Linked DNA regions of Homo sapiens: region 2 is linked to region 1. Evidence: chromatin loops called from intact Hi-C (ENCODE). Cell type or tissue: CD4-positive, alpha-beta T cell. All regions are shown on one strand.

Evidence for each region. Peaks named below come from ENCODE experiments on the same cell type or tissue, not always from the same donor. Only the 100,000 strongest peaks of a DNase experiment are listed, where the experiment ranks them.
Region 2: it touches region 1 in a loop (4-fold over the local background); 16 of 110 quality-filtered maps call a loop at or near these places.

The regions. Positions count from the first base shown.
Region 1 is chrX:15,686,241-15,688,740 of GRCh38, forward strand. CA5BP1-CA5B (CA5BP1-CA5B readthrough) reads left to right here. Exons shown (of 12, transcript NR_160544.1): 2 at 2,421-2,500. It also overlaps the pseudogene CA5BP1. Among named protein-coding and RNA genes, the nearest start is that of CA5BP1-CA5B, 12 kb to the left of the region's middle. In CD4-positive, alpha-beta T cell, a CTCF peak has its summit at 1,058 (motif pointing right); a DNase peak (open chromatin) is centred at 1,031.
Region 2 is chrX:15,972,518-15,975,017 of GRCh38, forward strand. No RefSeq gene overlaps it. Among named protein-coding and RNA genes, the nearest start is that of AP1S2, 120 kb to the left of the region's middle. In CD4-positive, alpha-beta T cell, no CTCF peak of the experiment used is centred here; a DNase peak (open chromatin) is centred at 984.

The sequences.
Region 1 (2,500 bases):
TGTGAATTTATCATTAGCAAAACAAGCCCTTGGCAAAAAGTTGGCTTCAATAGGGGGATAATGACCAAGGACCACCTCTCCCCACAGTGGGTTGGATGGTCTAGCCTAGATGGTCTTTGTTTAAAAAGGAGGAGGTGGGTAGGAGGAAAGAAACCTTCTGGAAGCTGAACTTGTAAACTCAAGGGCATAAACTGATCGTGTCATTATGGTCATTAAAGAGCAATTGAAGGAACAGGCTCAGTTTTCTTGGGCTGGTATTTGCATGAGTCTGAGTGTTGATACTTCCCATTTCATGAATGAGATGGGGAACAATTAAGGATGACCAAGGCATCGTCTTAGGGAGCTGATCGTCACTCCAGTTCTTCCCTAGTCTTCATGGTAGACCCTGATTGAATGGCTTTGAAGAATGTGAATTCTCACATTATCAACCACAGTCTGAGTGTCTGAGGGGAAGGTGCGTAGTCTCTTTGTGTCAGGAATCTTTTAAAATATAATCAGGGCCTTTCAAGGGCTTTCTAGAAGGAATCTGCATTCCAATCAGATTTATAGTATTGAAATATTGTGCCAGTTCAAATGCATTTTTAATTTTTGGCTCCTAAATTTAACAGAAAATTATTGTTCTTTTTCTGTTGTATTTTTTCTGTTTTCTGTTGTAAATCTATTATAAGGAATTCTTTCATACTAAGAAAAATGAAAACATTGGGTTCAACCTGTTGGGTATTATGCTCACTGGCTGGGGTGATAGGACTGTTGGGACCCCAAGCCTCAGTGTCACTCCATATACCAAACCTGCATGTGTACCCTTTATAGTTAAAGTTGAAATTAATTTTTTAAATTAGGTTTAAATCTCTTTAGAGATAAGAGAATACTATGTTATAGGAAGAAATAGGAAAAAAAAAGAAGAATATTCTGAGTTTCTGCAGACTGAGATTCTCACCTGGGCCACTATTGACATTTGGGGCTGGATAACGCTTTGCACTGGTGGCTTCCTCCTGTGCTTCGTAGAATATTTAGCAGCATCCCTGGCATCTATCCACTAGATGGCAGTAGCACCCTCTTCCAGTTGTGACAATGAAAAATGTCTCTAGATATTACCAAATGTCCTCTGGGGCCGTAGTCACTCTCCTTGTTGAGACCACTGGTCTGGATGCTCCCAAGAGAGCTCAGTGTCTATACTGCCAGGACACTTTTGCCTACCACCACACAAAAATAAAGCCAAGGCTAAGATTTTAAACTTCCATCTTTGGGCTGCTACTGAAGCAGGAGAACTGTCGCCCCTGTAAGAGTAAACCAGAAGCAAGTTTCTGGTTTTTATGGAAACAAGAGGATGTCCCTGCCATATTCGGGGGATTTGACTGGGTGGGAGCTGCCTAGTTATTTCTCAAATCCTTCGACCCATTCTTAGTGGTGGGGCAAGATGCAGAGGGTCATTGGTAATGATTTCTCTCAATTCATGTTTCTCCTAGTTTTCCTATTGTCCTTGATTCTACCCATCCATGGTACTTCTAAAGGACAGGGAAATGGACCACCCCAAACTGATATACATTGGTTCTGCTCATCACACATGGGGATCTCAACAGGCCAATCTGTGTTACCAGCAAGTCTACTGATACTTACCAGGGACTTGCTACAGAGACCTGGTGCTTGACTCTGGAAGAAAATCAGCATCAGCAATGTCTTCAGTGCCTATGGAGGATGAATTGTATGTGTACACCTTAATAGATAATCTCCACATCCCTGTGACACACTGCAACCTCCAGGGACCTTAGCAATGCCGATGTTCTACCCAGGTTTTGCAGGATGGCTGCCTGGTCCTCAGAGTTTGCTTACATAGGAGGTGAACTCAACTCAGCACGCACAGTTATGTGGGGCGAGCATCTTATGGGATGCAGGCTACACAAGTCTTTTTTTCTACCAGCCAACCAGTTAAACACTGACAATACTTGATTGAACATTTCCTTTCTCAAAGTTCTTCCATTTCTTTCTTTTTTTTTTAAATGAGTCTGTTATTGAAAATCGAATTAGTTTGTCTTTGTATTTAGAGCTAGTTTGGGGGCTTGGGGCTTGGGAAATTCTCAAAGAAGAAAAGAAACTCATTTATGAATACCTATTTCCACATGGCGCTAATCTCCATGCATTTTACTGTTATCACAGGACTGATTGCACTTGGTTTAGGTGAGCTTAGTAGGCAGACTGAGACGAGTTGGGTTTTCAAGATGGCAGAATGCTGTTTTTCTGCACAGTGCTTTCTGACTTGTCTTTAGCCTTTGCTTTAGTCAGCTGCTTAAGGCCCTGAATGGCTAATTGCTAAAGCTCTTAGTTCCCATTAGCCTTGACAGGGTCTCCAGAAGTGGAATTGCCTCATGTGTGATGCTAGATAGTAGACAGTCTTGATAATAGCCTGACCTGCTTTCTCCTAGTGCATCCACTCTGGGAGAGCGTGGACCTGGTTCCTGGGGGCGATCGCCAGTCACCCATCAACATTCGGTGGAGGGACAGT
Region 2 (2,500 bases), 290 kb after region 1:
CTTTGACAAAAGACAGATTAACAAGAGAAAAACAGAACTTTTAAAACATGTATATTTTCCATGTACATAGGAGACACCCAGAAAGTGAGGAGTTCTCAAAGAGGTGGCTTTGAATTCCAGCTTAAATAGCATCTTCAGTAAAGAATAGTAAACTTTTAGAGAAATTAAAAGTCAAAGGAAAAGGATCTTGAATCTCTATGGGTGTGGCAACTTGTGGAAAGGCAAACTGCAGTTAAAGGCTAGTAAGTAAAGCTCTGGTACCATCTCTTGGCCAGTATGGATCTGCCATTTTCTTCAGTGATTAATCTTTGTTTTTCTTGGTAGAAGGGGTGGAGGCAGGATACCTTTTGTCTTCGTAAATCTATATCCTGCTTTTAGGCAAGTAGAGGGAGGGCAGAGAGCTTTCCTGCATCTGCTTCTTCTTAATTATCTTCAGCTCAACAATCCTTCATATTTGGTGTTCTGGTCCCCCATATAACATTGCCTGGAATGGAATTTTTGACTCCCTCTCCTGTCCCCCAGTAATCTGTTCCTCTTATAGTATGCTGTACTCAGTAAATCTCACCTTCACCCACCACAACTTAAGCCCCAAACTGGAGTAACCTTGTCATTTCCCCTTTCCTTCTCTCACATTATACCATCACTAAGTCCTATTGATTCTGGTTCTAAAATATATCCCAATTCTATCCCAACTGTCTGCTTGAATCCTGGCTCTCTTATCATGGGAAAGTTTCTTGAACTCTGTTCCTCAGTTTCCTCATCTGTAAAATGTAGTCGATAGTACCTACCAAATAGGTTGTTGTGAGGAAAGTTAGCATTATTCTTTCTCAAAACCACACACTTGTCCAAGTCACAATGATCTCTTCCTTGGGCTTCTGTAATCACCTCCTAACTGGTCTCCCTACAACCACTGATGTCCTTAGGACCCATCCTGTAAAGCAGTGGATCTCAACTGGGGCAATACTGTCCCCTAGGGGACACTTGGACATGCCTGGAGACATTTTTGCTTGTCACAACTGGGGAAGGCGTTACTACTGGCATCTAGTGGGTAGAGGCCAGGGATGCTGCTAAGCCTCCTACAATGTACAGGACAGCCTCCCACAACAAACAATTATCTGGCCCCAAATATCAATAGTGCCCACGTTGAGAAACTCTGCTCTAAAATGATGATCTTTCTTAAACACAAATAAAGTCAGTCTGTTCCCCTGTTTGCATCCACCCAGTAATTCCCCATAGCTCTTGGATAAAGCCCAAATCCTTAACATGGCACCCCCAGGCCCTGGGATACGGCTCACTGATCCTCCTTCTTGATCTAATTTACCTTTTCAACTACAGCCAAAGATCTAAGATTCCCTGTAAACCAACCCCAGCTGCAGACTCCCAGGCCCTGGGATCCAACCCACTGCTCTAGCCTTATCTCACACTACTGTCACCTGCCTTCTCTTCACCCTGCTAGTTTACCCTGATCCAGCCACATGGGTATTCCTTTGGTTTCCCAAGAAGACCAAATACTTGGCTGCCTCAAAATCCTTACACAGGCTCTTCCGGCTGCTGGAACCGTGCCTGCCTAGCTGTGCTTGGATAGCTTCCCTTCCTCATGGGAATTGGGTGGAATTGGCTGTTTTGGGCTGGTGGAAGAGAGCCCTTGAGATGGAGCAATCCATTGCACTTGCTACCACGTGGTGACCAATTTACTAGAACATCCTCTGCTGGTTCCTCCTTCCCTGCCTCAAGCAGCACTCAGTGCATTCAGCAGGCACTTCTCTTCTGTGGCCATTAATTTAGAGCAGCTCCTTCAGCAATTATAGAGGATTCCTGTGAGGTTAGGAGGGTGAGGTGGAAGGCTAGACCTCCCTGAAAGCCCTCACCTGGAGGTAGTAAAGGGGAAGCCTGATGGATAAATCAATTCTTCAGACTGTTCTCAGAGAATTAAAAATTATGTTAGTTACCAACATTTACAGATCCAGAAAATTACCACGAACACCAGGATTCCATTTATCTCCTTCACTGGAAGATCTAGAGGCGCATGCTTACTTCTTCATGCGGCAATAATCAGCAATTGCTGATCCTGGCTCCCCTTTCAGTGGAGCTCCCACAGCCCCCACCTAGCCTGCTTTGCACAAGTGCTTTACTGCTTACCCTTAGTTTGTCATGCTGCATTGAAACCCCAATGTCAATCCAGAGCCTGCAGTGCTAGAGGACTTTGTCTCTGCAGGACTGCCAGCCCATGCCACTGAGCCTTTGCTACCCACATTTAGGGAAAGTATAAACAGCCCACAGGGCCTATGTCTTCTACTTCTTGGGGTGTTCTTTGTTTCCCTTCTGACTGGGGTTAGTCTCCTGGGTCCTATTGCAAAGACACTCTGTGCCTTCATTTCTACTTAAAGTCATTAGGAGACTGATTTGAGACTGGCTGGAAAACAAGTTTATTCTGCCATCTCAGCCCAAGTGACCTGCACAGGACAGCTTGATCAATCCTTCCAAAGCTGTCTGGGTCTCG